2 separate regions of the Homo sapiens genome follow, and region 1 is linked to region 2. The links are chromatin loops, found by intact Hi-C in ENCODE. Cell type or tissue: PC-3. All regions are shown on one strand. Each heading gives the region's core, and the rest is flanking DNA. Links, peaks and the distances in the headings are about the cores only.

What was found. Peaks named below come from ENCODE experiments on the same cell type or tissue, not always from the same donor. Only the 100,000 strongest peaks of a DNase experiment are listed, where the experiment ranks them.
Region 1: a loop joins it to region 2, with 7 times the contacts of the local background. A loop is called at or near these places in 4 of 110 quality-filtered maps.

Annotation. Positions count from the first base shown.
Region 1 is chr1:215,110,747-215,119,191 of GRCh38, forward strand. All of the region lies in intron 2 of KCNK2 (potassium two pore domain channel subfamily K member 2), which reads left to right. Among named protein-coding and RNA genes, the nearest start is that of KCNK2, 32 kb to the left of the region's middle. In PC-3, for the core only: no CTCF peak of the experiment used is centred there; DNase peaks (open chromatin) are centred at 3,555, 3,815 and 4,095; H3K4me3 peaks cover 1,120 bases; H3K27ac peaks cover 1,703 bases.
Region 2 is chr1:214,896,998-214,905,442 of GRCh38, forward strand. No RefSeq gene overlaps it. Among named protein-coding and RNA genes, the nearest start is that of KCNK2, 180 kb to the right of the region's middle. In PC-3, for the core only: no CTCF peak of the experiment used is centred there; DNase peaks (open chromatin) are centred at 4,914, 5,844 and 6,124; H3K4me3 peaks cover 1,643 bases; H3K27ac peaks cover 3,269 bases.

The sequences.
Region 1 (8,445 bases), core at 295-8,294, 210 kb after region 2:
CTGCCCCCACACATGCATAGCTTTCTCCATCATCAACATCCTTCATCAGAGTTACACATTTGTTACAATTCATGAATTTACATTGACACATCACTATCACATTATTGTCATCATTATCAACTAATTGCTAACATTAAGGTTCAGTCTTGGTGTTGTAGAGTCTATGGGTTTGGATAACATACAATGTCATGTGTCCATTATTACAATAGCCTAAAGAATAGTTTCACTGCCCTAAAAATACTCTATGCTCTGCCTAACCCCTTAAATCCTGACAATCACAGTCTTGTTACTGTCCCCATAATTTGCTTTTTCAGAATGTCATATAGTTGGAATTATATAGCATGTAGCTTGGTAAGATTGGCTTCCTTCACTTAGTAGTATGCACTTAACGTTTTCTGCATGTCTTTTCATGTAATCTGAGAGCAGAGGTAATTTCGTGTCTTCTTTTCTGATTTGGATGTCTTTTATTTCTTTTTCTTGCCAAGTTGCTCTACCTAGGATTTCCAGTACTGTTTGAATAGAAATGGTGAGAGTGGGCCTCCTTGTCTTGTTCCTGATCTTAAAAGAAAAGCTTCAGTTTTTCACCATTGAGTATAATGTTAACTGTAGGGTGTTATATATGACTATTATTTGTTGTATATATTCATTCATTTGATGGTTTATCCTCTGTCACTAGGCTTTCTTTACTCTTTTAAATTATTTTTTTCCTTTTGCTCTTTTAACTGGATACTATCAAATGATGTTTGTTGAAGTTCACTGTTTTTTTCTTGTGCTTGATCAAGTCTGCAGTTGAACCACTCTAGTAAATTTTTCCACTAAATTATTGTATTCTTCAGCTCCAAAATTTCTGTTGGGTTCTTGTTTATATTTTATGTCTCTTGTTGACATTCTTATTTTGTTCATACATTATTTTTCTGAGCTTGTTGAACGTCTTTATGATGGTTATTTTGAATCTTTATGAGATAATTCATATGCCTCTGTTACTTTAGGATCAGTATGCGGAGATTTAGTTTGTTCTTTAATTGGGCCATGTTTCCCTGTTTCTTTATGTGCCTTGTAACTTTTATGATTGGATCTACGCATGTGAAATAAAGAGTCACCTCTGTAAATCTCTAAGGACTGGATTCATGTGGGGAAATACCTAATCACCAATCAGCCCTAATCAGCCTGCCTAGAGATTCTGTGGGCCTCAAATCTTTTTTATAGTTGTGCGTTCTCTGGACTTGTGCCTGTAAGTTACCAAGTACAGGGATTTACTCTTTTCTTTTTCAGGGGCTTGTAATCTCTTGCTCTCTCTGGAGCTACCACATGCTGCTCAGCTCTTCTTTGTTCTCAGTGGCTCCCAGACTTCTAGAGCGTGTTAGGTCCTGTTAATGCTGTTAGCTGGACAAGACAGGCACCAGTCCCTCAAGAAGCCTTTTGGAAAGTCTGCTTGCTGGACATATGTTTCAGTCAGTCTTCTCTTTCCCTCCCCTGGGAGAAACCCAGTGAGACATGATTAAGGTGGAAGACGGTAGTATTGACAATCCTGACCTTGTGCAGGCCTAGGATGATTTGTTTGTGTCTTAGTTTTTTTTTTTTAAAGTGCTTAAAAAGTTAAAAAAATTAAATAGTTAAAAAAAAGATTATGGAATAAAGATATAAAGAAAAAATATTTTTATACAGCTGTACAATGTGTTTTTGTTTTAAGCTTAGTGCTAGTACAAAAGTCAAAAAATTAAACAGTTTATAAAGTGAAAAATTTACAATTAGCTAAGGCTAATTTGTTATTGAAGAAAGTTAGTTTTATTTTAAAAATAGATTCAGTGTACCCTAAGTGTACAATGATGTCCTAGGCCTTCACATTCACTCACCACTCACTCACTGGCTCACCCAGAACAACTTCCTGTCCTGCAAGCTCCATTCATGTAAGTGTACCATTTTTTACTTTTATACCCAATTTTTACTGTATCTATCATATGTTTCCATATGCTTAGATACACAAATACCATTGTCTTACAGTTGCCTTAAGTATTCAGTACAGAAAAATGCTGTACAGGTTTATAGCTTAGGAGCAATAGGCTATACCATATAGCCTAGGTGTGCAGTAGGCTATCGCATCTAGGTTTGTGGAAGTACTCTCTATGATGTTCACAAAATGATGAAATTGCCTAACCACACCTTTCTCAGTATCACATTTCTCACTATCGCAAACTGACAGAATACAGTGTAGTCACGTGTCGCTTAACAGTAGATGACTATACTGTATTCTGACAGTTCATGATAGTGATTTTATGTCTACTCAAAAATCAGTAAGCATAGAATATACTACAAATGATTCTTGAGTAGTTAACATTATACTGGACACATAGGCCATATGCGACATAAACATATAAGACAAGGCCTGATGACTATTTAGAATGCATCATACACGTGGATAAAATAAAATGTTCACCGACGTTCAACTTTATGAGTTAGTTCTTTAAAAAATTCATTTATGAATGTATTTTTTTTGCTTAGAACTTTCAGTATTTCCACATAGAAATAATATTGTAAATGATAGCTATATGCAAGGTGAGGCAACCAAAGCAGTAATACAACTGAACTATTAATATAACCCCAAGACCTGAACCTGGCTTGCCAAGTTATTTTATTATTCTTTTGGCATATTTTACTTATTTTGACCAAGTGACCCACTTAGCCTCTTTCTGCCTCAGCTTTTGTGAAAGATAAGTATGTATCTGATTCCTCTTAAGTAACACTATATGCATAATGCTCACAAGGTTCTGGTGAAGCCCCTCCGGTCTTGCACTGCTGTTTCAAATAGTTAGCTTAAAGAGAAGTAGCTGTCTAGAGGACACCCAACATATTATTTATTTTTATTTTTTTGAGACAGAGTCTTGTTCTGTTGACAGGCTGGAGTGCAATGGCACGATCCCGGCTCACTGCAACCTCCTCCTCCCAGGTTCAAGCGATTCTTATGCCTCAGCCTCCTTATTAGCTGGAATTACAGGTGTGCAACACCACGCCCAGATAACTTTTGTATTTTTAGTAAAGATGGGGTTTTCCCATGTTGACCATGCTGGTCTTGAACACCTGGCCTCAAGTGATCTGCGCAACTCGGCCTCCCAAAATGCTGGGACTACAGGCATGTAATCCCAACAGATGTACAGCCCCAACAGATATACAGCAAGTGATTAAAAATGAAAGTGTGAGTGAGGTTCAAGTGTAGTTAGTCATCTCCTAATGCCCATAACCTTTCCCCTTCATGCCTCTTCTGAATCCTCGAGAGACTGCATGTTGCTTTTTTGTGACTTTTGACTTTTCTCTTTCCCTGCTTGGTTTAAAAGTTTTCTGCATGTTTCACCAACATAAACATATTCTTGGATTGTGGGAGTTAGGAGACAGATGAAGTGGAGAGAAGACCCACCAGCCTCATGCTTATTATGAGAATTCTGAAGCATCTTCCCTTTCATAGGGTGCTGTGCTCTGAAGCATTGTTGAGATTAGTATCTTAGTTGTGAATGAAGACAAACAATACAGTATAAGTGAGTGACTAATGTAGAAAACATGAGGAAAGGTGCCAAGTTCATTTTCAGCGCTGATGGTTGTGGTGTGACACTCTCATGCCAGCCAAAGAGGTGCCTGAGGGAAAGGTTTAATTGCACTTTTGTGTAATAACTACTGGACAGGTGTCAAAGGGTAGCTCCATTATTCCAGTTGGCTCAAAAAAGGGCAAGAAATTCTATCAGGTTCTTGTTTCTCAAACAAAATAGAGTTCAACCAATTCAGTATTTGCTATAACTGGTGAGTGTATGGGTGTGTAATTGAGAAAGGCGGGGGAAACTTGGAAAAAGCTAAGAAGCTAAGACAGAATCAGTATGAATCACTATGTTTTGGGAAGTTATATATTATTTTTGCTGTCTTGATTTTGTGACATTGAGCCAAGAAATATAAACATATTAAACAGTTTTGCAAGACTTCCTTTTCTCTGCATAATGTTAGCAAGTCATTAATAAACTTCCCATGCAGTATATTAAGAAGTTTTACCTGGAGCCTAAAAGCACAGAAATTTCTTGTAGGTTATTAATGGCAATGAGTCAACTCACTCAAAGTGAGAAATACACATTTTATGGGGCCTGAAACAGGATCTGTCTATCAGGATATTATTGGAATGTCTTAGTATAGTGCCTTTACTCATGACTAATTTGGGTTGTAGGAAGTTTGATTTATTCAAATATAAATTGTGTTAACTGGTTACTTTGTCAGGTGTGTGTGTGTGTGTGTGTGTGTGTGTGTGTGTACAAAGCTTGAGATTTTCAATCATCACTATGATATTTTAGTTACTATGATTTTTTAATTTCAGTTCTCACTATGATTCTGGAAGGACAGGAAAAAATCCTTTTGTTTTTAAAACTTACATAAAAATATTGCCTTTCTGTGGAAACTTGAATAATTTTCATAACCATTTCCCCTGCCTGTGATTACCTTTATATAGGTACAAAACACTTTCTTTTTGTTTAAACTTGTATCCATTATGGAACTATAGGCTTAAGTGCATTGGGAAATCAAATGAATAGAGATTAGTGACATTATATTGGAAAAAAACGAGAGGTTTTCCAAATTTAGGAACCCTATGGATGTGTGTAACTGACAGAGAAAAACATCCTTTTTCACATTTTAGCCTTTTTCTTCTCATCAGTTTAGAAATTCAGGCCTTAGAAAAATAATGTGTAAATAAATGTTGGTTAGTGTAGCACGCCTTGGGCAACATGGTACAAAAATATTGTTTCAGGTACTGTCTCCCTGATCTCAGTCTCCTGCCTACTCAAATCCTATTTTAAGGACAACCTCTTTTAAAGGAACTGCCTAGATAAATATCTTACTGTCCTAGAACTGTGTCTTCCTTACTAACTAAACAACCTTGATCTTTTTCCTCTCTCCTTGCCTTTTGGTTTCTTTCTGACTTCTTCTTCTACCTCCTTCTCTTTCATGCTTTCCTTTTTTTTTTAAAAAAATTAATCTTTTTCTTCCACTCATGCTGAGATGGGGTAGAAGGTGGCCAGAAAGATAGACAAAGATTAATGGTCCCATAAAATATTATTCCATACAGTAATATGGAATCTAGGAAGACTCATGGAAAAATGCACACCAGGGAAATGCCGCTTCAGTGTGCTTGCTTCACATATGTAGACTGGCTCCTTTAGAGTTGCACAGGGTCTTCATCATGTTTTTTTTTTTTTTTTTCTATACACCACTGTGCTCATTTCATTGAGGCTCAAAGGAAAAAGAATTTCAGTGTTTCAAGTTCAGCCCTTGCCTGATATATAAATCTTCCCTGTAACAAGTCAGCTAATGGTTACTTGCCCTTAGACATTAGACAGGTTTACTCAATAATAGAGGAATAGTTATGTAAACTATGTTAAATGTAGCTACTCAGTGAGATATTGAAGTCCTTAAAAATGATAGCTCTGAAGACTACAAAATGCCTTGGAATATGCTTATGTTATATGAAAAGAGTTTTCAGCAGATTTATTGTTACAACTATTAAAACGTGAATATATGCATGTTGCAAAATACTGTTTTAGGAACCGTGACTGATTTTTTTTCTTTAGTATTATTTTTCCAAATGTCCAATAATATGTATATTACTTTTATGATTAAAAAAATCTCCCTAAATGGATATGACCAGGAAAGACAACCCAAATACCCAGCAGTATGCTTCATGGTTTCTGGCCCTTCAATGATATCTGCTCTCAAATCTGTTGTTCCCTGCTTTGGATTTTAAGCTTTTGTTTCTACTAACAGAAAATAAATTTACACTTTCAAAAGAGCAAGAAAAAAGCTGTACACTTCATTAGTCTGTTTAAAAATAGCTTTGACACTCGATTGCATAATCCCCAAATGGAAGGAAATATATCAGAAGGTAAGCAAGATATTTACTTTTAGACGTGCTTCCTTAAAGTCTGGTGTGCAGAAACTGCCTTCTGTAGAAAATAATATCCCTTTTAAGTAATAAGAATTAAATTTTATTTTTATAAAGTCTTCATGAAATAAATATATTTTGACTCATATTTTTGTAAGAAACATTATGGCATATTGTTTCTTACAAAATCTTCCTTACAAAATATGCTGGGGGGGGAACCTTGAAAATATGCTTATCAGTCTCTAAGTGTAGTATGATTTAAACACCTATGTTTTGTATAAAATATGCAAAGTACTACTCCATTTCTTTTCTCCACATGAAATCAAATATATATTTTTATAAAGAAAAAGATTATTGATGCTAGGTTTTGAAAATCTAACATTTGTCAGTACTCTATAACATTACATTTAATTGTGGAATGTAACTTTGTGATTTCTGCATTTTATATTTAGACAGATGCCTCTATTTTTCCTAGAAAAAAATAAAACAAGTACCATGTCCATATAACTACAGAATTTCTGAAAAACTAGTTTCATGTAATGAGTCACAAAATTTGATATCAAATCACAGATATATGAATTAACTTCTATAAAATTTAATTATCTTAAATATTAAATAGTATCTCTGGATCTCTCAGATGTATGCAAAAATGGAATACAACTTGAATTTCCAGTAAGGATTCAACAATCACTCTGTGTTCTCTCAGAATAACATTCTAGGCAATAAAGGGTTTTCCTTTGATAAGTATGTATCCTTCACTGTAGAACTGTAATGAGAGCCTAATCGATTGATATGCTAGTAACAATGTTTTTCCTGTTCATGGAAATTAGCCTTAATTCTGCAGTAATAAATATCATACTGCAGTGAAATTTAGTATGTTATACACACTGTTCATCAAAACACAAGTACTATTCTTTTGCATGCTCATATTTAATTGCCATTTTGCCTGCACCAAATGCTCAGATATTGGCAATTTTATATGCTTCAGCCTAGTGTTAGCATTAACTGAGAACTGCTCATGGAATATTCTTGAAGAGCAATATGCTAGTGTAGTGTGGTTTTCAAGAAGTTGTTTGCTTCCTTGTTCGGTTATTAAGGGTCCTAGTGGCACTCGACAGGAATATTATTTTATGCAAGGAACCCAATGACATACTTTAGTTTCCAGAATATCATGAAAGGACAAAGAGGTAAAGAAGATGGGTCTAGTATCCTGCTGCCCCTTAGTGGAACCTAATTTAATATGTAAAATGGCCCAAGAAGCAGCCCAATCATTAAGACTGCCACATGTTACTGATGTTAGAGGAGGAGTGTCTTGTGTAAATGATGTCCATAAATAACATTCCAGATATATATGTCCAGTAAATTTTAAAAATACTTAGAAAATGGATAATCCAGTGTGGTTCCTCATTGTTTCAAACCTGCCAGTCAAGGTTGCCTAGGCTCCACCAGTGCAGTCTGTGAAATTCTGAGCCTGTAAGAGTAAGGGCCATGTTGAGATACTCTCTGGTTTTAATAGCAGGACCATTCAAAACAGCTCACATCATCTGGAATAAGGTAATCATAGTGTTGACACATAGCCAGAGGTTAAGAATGAGATGCATGAGGATCCTGTAGCCTTTGGCAACAATACTCACACATGACTGTGTATTATTGATGGGTGATGATTATTTTTGTGCTGCAACCATAAATCGTAATGATACCCACTATTATCTCCCCACAAAGTCTTTTGGCAATGAGAGCATCATTTATTATTTTACTTTCCTCATCCCACATTCTTCAAGTTTTTAAAAATAATCTTGCTTACATGGGTTGAAGTGGTCACATGTAGTGTTGTGGATGTGTGATTGGATTCGTTATCTAAAGACTAGTTTCTTCTCAGTGTGGAAACTGGCTTCCCCCGCAAAGAAATGGTCGCAAATAAAAATCTATAATTGCAACTACCAGAAATTTGGCAAGATGATACTTGTTACTGTTTCAGGAGCTGTGTTACTGTATATATGTCAGTATAATTATAAGTGGATTTGGCCATTGTACAACTTATTGGAAATTATGTCGTTTTTAAAAATGGAGAAAAAGCGGAAAAAATCTTAAATATCCAATTAAAATAAGTTGGCATCGAACCAGTTATACATATATCATTGGTATAAACTAATTAGGTGTTAACCCCTTGTACCTGCAGTTCAGAATTTTCTTTATCACTTAAAAGTGTTCAAATTATTAATGTGATTCTACTTTTAGGATGATAGGTGTGACAGCATATTTTAATGAAATCCTGATGATAACAGAGGAGGAATTTGTTCAAAACATTCTGTACTGTTTTGATGAACATAAACATCTCAGTATAGGAAAAATAAGTAAAATCAGAACTTCTGGTGCCATTTGTGTTTTAAGATCCACAATATAGCCTACTCTGAAAGCAGTACATTCTTCAGCCTTTTCCAAAATTGCTAAATTCCCTATATCTTCTTCTTTAATGAAAACATGGCCATTCTAGTACTTTATAGCACACAAAAAGCTGTTCCTTGGAGTTGGACTGACAG
Region 2 (8,445 bases), core at 166-8,165:
TTTATTTTAGAGAAAAATTTGATCATTGTAGAGACAGATGGTAGAGTTTGCACCTTTTTTTAAAAAATGCAAACAGGAGCTTTTAGAAGTCTGCTGCTAAAATCGCATAAGAATGGAAATTAAGGAAGCAAAGCTGGGATCTAGGAGATGCATTGTAGATATTTTACAGTTCTGCACAACGACAACTGAACTTGTCAATCATCTTCAGTAGCAAGTCTATAAATTTTGTAAATGAAGAGCCATATAATCTCTAAATTCAGAAAGAAAAGAAAAAACCTCTAGCTGCTGAAAATACACCTAGCACACAAGGATGAATGAAAGTAAGTATAAGCAAATGAAATGAAAGTCACTGGGCTGAAAATGTGGTTTAATATGCTTCCCTGAGGAAAAATGTAACTGTCTAACACTATTGAAAACAGCATCTATTGATTTTGGAGCTGGCATTTTATAATAAAAGAGAGGACTAAAATGAAAATGAAGAAATTTCCAGAACAGAAATTTTCAAATTCTCTTATCCCATATTTCCATCTTTCTCTCCAGTTTGAATCTTATAATTTAGGGCTTGCTATAATTCTTGTGACTCATTGAATTACTCTACCAAAAATGTTTAGAGATTTCCATTCATTTGAAATAAAGATAGTGATGGCATGATTTCTATTGTTAGAGAAACAGGGGAAAAGGAAGGAAATGAGAACTGACTGGGCAGGATCCAGGGATTGGATTTCATGTCCTGGAAAAGAGGTGCTTATCCACAGTGGGTGTTACTGAGGGATGGTACCAAAACACAGGTGCTTGCTTTCTGCTTCATTGCCCTGAAATTCCCTCGAAACACTTTCCTTATAATTAGGATGACTGTATAATTTATTGTTGACACAGAGACACTTTTAAGAGTTGGGGGGGGACGCAGTAGCTTATGCCTATAATCCCAGCTCTTTGGGAGGCCAAGGCGGGTGGATCACGAGGTTAGGAGTTTGAGACCAGCCTGACCAACATAGTGAAATCCCATCTCTATTAAAAATACAAAAATTAGCTGGGCTTGGTGGCCGTGTGCCCGTAGTCCCAGCTGCTTGGGAGGCTGAGGCAGGAGGATTGCTTGAACCAGGGAGGTGGAGGTTGCAGTGAGCCGAGATCGCACCACTGCATTCCAGCCTGGGTGACAGAGTGAGACTCCATCTCAAAAAAAAAAGAAAAAAAAAAGTGGGAGGGAATGCTATGAATAATCACTCCAGAACAGTGGTATCAATCTGACTTTCCTTGGGAAACAGGAATGAATGCCACTCTACCTCTAGAGTCCTTGTATCTGTGAGCGCAACCTCCTGTGATTAGCATCTCCATTGTCTCTTGCAGATACCATTAGATCCTGATTAGTATTCTCAATCGTGCACTCGCTCCCAGAAGGGTAAATATCTCATCTTTGTTTCCTTTGTTCCTCTCATAGCACAGAACCTAATGAGAGGCTGGCCAGAGCTGCTCCCTCTTAAGAGAAACTCCTCACGCCTGTAATCCCAGCACTTCGGGAGGCCAAGGCGGGTGGATCACGAGGTCAGGAAATCGAGACCATCTTGGCTAACATAGTGAAACCGCATCTCTACTAAAAATACAAAATTAGTTGGCCGTGGTGGCATGCACCTGTATTCCCTGCTACTCAGGAGGCTGAGGCAGGAGAATCACTTGAACCCGGGGGGCGGTTAGGGTGAGCTGAGATTGCGCCACTGCACTTCAGCCTGGCGACAGAGCGAGACTTAGTCTAAAAAAAGAAAAAAAAAAAAGAGAGAGAAACCCCAACCGTCTCCTTTTCCTTTGTATTCTTTGGCTCTTTCTGCCTCTGTAAATGCTCTGGATTAGTGTGGTAGTGTAAAGGAGTAGCTCTCCCAGTCTTGGGCTGAGAGCTCTCTGTGCAAACTATTCTCTTTTTGCTGACACATGTGTTCTAGACAGGGCTTTACTCTTCAGAGGTCCAAGGGGGAGTCCTGAGTTCAGGGGTATAGTCCAAATACTCTATTCTTTCTTCTGGACTGAAGTAAGTAAGCTTGTGCAAAAATAATTTCCCACCTGGGTCAGTTTAGTTTACCAAGGTCCAACACTGAGATTTGAGCTTGAAGTTCCAATTGGTAATAAATTATTTCTTTGTTCAGTTTATACATAAGATAGATAAACATATGGGGAAACTTTCCATTTTTGTTTCCTTACATTTTTCCACTTTAGCCTTCCTGATGCTCATAGTTTGATTTTCTGTAATGTGTTGCTCTTTCCCTGCCTAGGATCTTTTGGCAATATCAGGAGTTTTTGGAATTGTTTAACTGGTCTGCATCACTTTCTCAGTAGCCTGTGATTCTCCACTTGGGTGCAATTCACAAATATTTCAAAGACCAGGGAAATCCTTTTTCCTTACTTTCAGATACCAACTTTTCCCACTCAGTCAGATGTCTTTGGCTCTATTTCTTTACTGGTAGATTGAATATAATTTCCAGCCTCTTATGGAGGCCTCTTTTTTCCTTCCTATTTATTATTCCCTGTAGCCTCTCCTCTGTACATGCTTTTGGTTTTGCTGTTTGTTCTTTTTTACTCTTCTTTTTTGTAAAAATGTGAAATATATTTGTAGAAGTCTATATAAACATACACATACATACCTTTTAAAGGATAGTAATTTTAAAAAGCCAAATAATGTATACTGATGACCCAAGTCAAAAATAGAGTATCATGGCTACTTTATGAATGCTCTATATGCTCTTTTCCATTTCTATCTTCATCCTAGGCATTGCTCTGATTTTTGTTTTAATAATTCTCTTGCTTTTTGAAATAGTTTTACTAATTTTGTATTATGTGTATATAAGCAATATGTAATTTAATTTTACCTTCGAACTTTCTATAATTGGAAACTCTATCAGTTAGCTTGTGCTGTAAAACAAATCACTCTAAAAATGTATTGGTTTAAAATAATAATTATTTGCTCATAATTTTTTAGGTCAACAGTTTGGCCTGAGTTCAGCCAGAAAGGCTCATCTCTGCTCCAAGAGATTATCTAGACATACTCATGCATTAATGGTTAGCTACTCCACAGAGTATCTATAGTGACCTTACATTGTGAGCAGCAGGGGTGCCACCTTAAGCCCAAAGGCATTCTTTATCCAGCAGAGTGGCCCAGGCTGATTCATTTGGTAGTGGTTTCAGGGTTCCCAAGACCAGCAAGATAGCAAGCCCCAAACTGTAAGTTTATGTATCCTATTTGCTAATGATTCCTTGACCAGAGTAAATTACATGCCCAAACTCCCATTCAAATGATGGAAAAATAAACTCCACATTTTCATGGGAAAAGTAACAAAGTCACATTGCAAAAAATATGCATCCTGGAATGAGAGGAATCTGTGGCCAATTTTGAAATCTATCATTGTTTGATTTATCAGTTACAGAAAGAGTTGTACTAAAATTGCTCTCACAATGGTAGATTTTTCTTTTTCCCTTTGTAATTCTGTCAATTTTTGCTTTATGTATCTTGAAGATATATTATTTTATGCATACAAGTTTAGAATTTGAATATTTTCCTGGAGAATTAAAGCTTTTATTATTACAAATTAGGTTTTTCTTTCTACCTTTTTGGTTTTCAGACTTTCCTTTTTATAAGGATGTCTAGCTGCCTGAAGAACTCCTAATAGAATGTTATTAGTGAAGGTCTACATCCCTTCTGAAGGTAAATTTTTTAGTTTTACTTATCAGAAAATATTTTTTAGGCCGGGTGTGGTGGCTCATGCCCATAATCCCAGCACTTTGGGTGGCCAAGGCGGGCAGGTCACTTCAGGTCAGGAGTTTGAGACCAGCCTGGCCAAACTACCTGTCTCTACTAAAAATACAAAAGTTAGCCAGGCGTGATGGTGCATGCCTGTAATACCAGCTACTCAAGAGGCCTTATTATTTATAGGTATTTTTGCTGGATATAATCGGATGACAATGATTTTCTCTCAACACTGAAAATGCTATTATACCATCTTCCAACTTCTGCTGTTCTTTTTGATATGTAATTGGCAGTCTGATTTGCCTTCTTTTCTCATGGTTGCTTTTTACTCCTTCTCATTTTTGTGGTGTTCTAAACTTTCAACATAATATGAGTGAATAGGAATTCTTTTTATTTTGCCTATGCAGGATTTGGTGTATTATTAGATCTATTGAATTGGTGACTTTTGTTACCTTTTGGCAATATTTTTTTTTCAAATATTGCCTCTGTCTTATTATTTATTTTCTTTTCTTCTAAAATTTTCATTAGATGTACATTTGACTTGCTCACGATTATTTACTTCTTCGTATGGTGCCATTCATAATTTAAGAATTTACCTCGACAAGCTCTAGGCACTAAAAATCAAACAAAAGACTAATTGGTCAGTGTTCCTATATTTGAAACACTTACTGTAATCTCTTTGAAGTCATTTGTTTGTTATTTAGCTGTGCATCATTTTATCCCTTTCTGCTTTTCTCTGCTCCAGAGTACTGAGAACTTTGTCTTGGAACTCTTAGTGTATGCTGCTTGAGTTAATAAAAGGGATATTTACTTGTTAATCGTTCAAATCAAGCCTCCACATATTGCCACCTAAGAACCACCCTTTGAAACTAAGGATAATAGTGTGTATGTGTATGTGTGTGTTTGTGTGTGTGGAAGCATATACGAATGATGTAACTGTCCAAATGTTTTCATTAGAGAAAATACATTCCACTATGCAGCTAGGGAAGTGGAGGAAGATGACAAGTTGGGAGGGAACAATTGAGATTTCTCTTTCTAACTCTCCCTCCTGCCTCCCCATAGAAGTGTCTTCTCTGTTTAAGAGAGAGAGAAGTTTGACTTGCATATCAACTGCATTAATCAGAGGGTGGGGCCAAAGCAGGGTGACTTTGCCAGTTCTTTCTTAGCTTTCTGTCAATCTCTTGGAAAGACCTGCACTCAAACATTTCTGTATTTCTATATCATGAAATGAGTAATCCAAGTCAGATCTTTACTGTCTCAGTTATAACTTCCTCACTTGTGACTTAACGTTTGAGTCAGAATAGTGTGGATCCTGAATTCCAAAACTTGAGTGGAAGGAGGCAGCACTGCTGTAGTGTTCAGTCTAGCTGTTCCCGGAGATCCATAAATAAAGCTGATAATTTGTTCAATTTAGCTCAATTCTGTGGATTTTTTTTCCCTACTGACTAGAGACCAAGAAAGGAATATGGTGATAGAATTCCAACATTGTATTGTACCTTGGAATTTTCATAGATTGTGTAGAAACAACTACTCATGAGAAATAAAGGCTGGATAGTATTTACTGTAATTGATTACAATAAATGCAATGAATTGGCAAATATTGAAATACATTTTAATGGCAAAATATATCTCTTTACTATTATGTAAAAATTGGTGATTAGGAGAAAACATAATGAAACAGAAAGATAATGAATTAAAATGGCTTTGGGTAGCATATATCCTAATTATTTTCTTTTGATTTGTTTTTTAGTTTGCTGTTAACTGATTTTGAAGTTTTGATGATTCCTGTAAGGCAAGGATCAAATTTAGTAGAAGTTCTTGTATTCTTGAAATTACATCACAAGATTTATTGAAATCAATGTCTTCAATGTTCTACTCAATGTCTCAGCCTATTTTTCTGAAGAAAACTCTTACAATTTTTATAGGTAGAATAAAAAACATCACCAAACTCAGCAAATAACTTTCAAAGAAGATATCATTAATGAATAAGTGAAGAGAAAATGCTTGTAGATAAAGTGGCTTGATGTCCAGGATGGGAAAACACTGGTAAAAATTTCCCTGCTTAAAAGAGGAAATCATGTTCTTGAACTTGTATTACTCATCAATGAAATGCATAGCTCTGATAACAAATACGAAGTATCCTGAGCCTGCCATCTAACACATCCATAGACATGCTGTGAAAAAGGAAAGGTAAGAGTGGTCTTAAGGAGATTTATTTTGGAGGATACACCAAAACAACAATAACACCAACACCAACAAACACTAGAAAAACAAACAAACCAAAATTCCATGAAATTCACCTAGAATTTTGAGTTCACTTTCCTGACTAGTTTGCACTGTTTAATTTGTGCAATATAGAAACTGTGACTTAAAGAGGCTAAATAGTTAGTCAGAGATGACTCAGCTAGGTGGCTAGGATAGACCAGATCCAAGTCAAGAATTCCTTGTGCTTGAAAACAAATTCTTTTAATTAGGATAACCCCATCATAGTTAATGGCTATTTTCTCAACAATTCAGTGGCTATTCATGATATGTGAACAAATATGGTATAAGACTTGTATTCGATGCTGTGATCTGAATGTGCCCCCAAAGTTCATATGTTGAAACTTAATCACCAGTATGACAATATTAAGAGGTTGGGCCTTTAGGATATGGTTAAGTAATGAGGGTAGAACCCTCATGAATGATATTAGTGACCTTATGAATGGATTGAAGGGAGTGCCCTAGTCCCTTTTGCCCTTCTGCCTTCTGATGTGTGAGAACTCAGCAATAAGGCGCCATCTTAGAAGCAGAGAGCCTACACCAGACACCAATTCTGCCAGTGTCTAGATCTTCAATTTCCCAGCTTCCAGAACTGTAAGAAATAAATATCTGTTCTTTGTAAATTACCTAGTCTCAAGTATTTTGTTATAGCAGCACAAATGGACTTAGACACTGGCCAATTATCTGGTATGTTAACAAAAATGGGGTAAGTGATCAACATTTGCACATGAGTAAGTACACAAATAATTAGTTGTCTAGCTCTTAGGATTTTTAAAAACTATTACATGAAAAAAGAAAGTACAAAGTATAGTGACATCATTCTGTAATATTAAATTCACTTGCTCTTCTGAATCATGTTTTTGATTTTTAATCAAACTAGATCTGTCTCAGAATTAAATAACCAACTCAATTTCTTTGGGAAATTAAGCTATGACTTCTGTGTGTCTAAAATGCAGTCTTTCTGTGTGTCTGTGATTCCTTTGGCCGTTATTCTCAGATGATTTTTTTTCTTATGATAATATAAGTGCTAGTGATGAATGCAATTGACATCATAATACAATGGCCTCGCAACAACAACAAAAAACCAAACAAGCAATAAAAGTTAGGATAGATTGAATACAAATTGCTATTTGGTATAATATTTAATGCTTTTTCTGCACTGAAGTTTTCAAAGAGAACAGCATATACTCTGTGCTCTTAAGGCTAACAAAACAAAAACACTAGCTTTTTGTACACCTTGAAATATAATACCATGTAATTTATACATGCTGTTGCCTTGACAGTTTTATTTCACATTCCTAAACTTCCCTTGAGCAAAGCTCTTAAAAATTATATCTAGCAGTAGAAAAGTTGGAGTCTTTAAAAACAAAATCAAAGGAGACAAAACTTGCTTAAAGTCTTATTGTCTATTTTCCCAACATTACCTCTTTGCCCATAATCCAGAAGTGAATGTTCTATTTCTAAAGTTATTTTTAGTACATGCACTTTTCTGCTTCCCTAATTCTTTTTAAAATGCAAACTGACATACATATGAACCACCCCCTCTGCCCCCACCCATAGAAACTCACAAACATTGAAAATACTAATGGGCTCCACATAGGAGAGAAGACTTAATTGTTTTTTAATAATAGAATAAAATTAAGAAGATTCAAAAGTAACCTATATTATAAATATTAAGTTCCCAAGAGAAATAAAATGGATCCAAAATGAGCTGTTCATAGAAATTGTTTCCATACATTAGAGGCTAGCATGAACAGCTGTCTAGATTTTTAATTTTTCTGAGATACCAAACTCATTTTAGTAAAACAATTGAAGTATAATTTTAAGATTATGGTATCAAATGAATAAAAGGTAAATTAACATTTCTGCATAGTCATATCGATGTTAAGTAAACATAAATTGGCTAAACAATTACATAAACTGTGAGTATTCACATTACAAAAAGTGTGACCTCATTTTGCAAAATCATTAACTGCTTCCCTTAATACACGTAAGCCTTGGATAACAAATCAGTAACTGCTTTGCAAAAGTGAAATGGAGGAAAGGTAGAAATTTTGAAAAGTATACCTTTAGGAGCCATTGCTAAACAAAATCATTTGGAAATGAAACTAACGTTGTAACTCTTAGGCAATAAAAGGTAAGTTTTATTAATAGGTTTCACTTGTTTTTAGAAATATATCTTTCAATAAATTCTTTTTTATTTTTCCTCCGCTGTTGAATCCAATGTTTTACAGCATTTTTCTCCCTTCTTGTTTCTCTCTTCTATGACACTCCTGAGAAAATACCCTACTTGAGACCCAAGATTCTTTATACTACCTTGTAACCATTTTCCTTCTCACAAGAAGCCAATGAATGAATGATTGGTGACTATATACAAAGAAACAAAAGGAAGGAGACTACATGGAATCTGATCATCCTTTGTTAAATGTTCTCTTTGGAAATAATTCTTATTT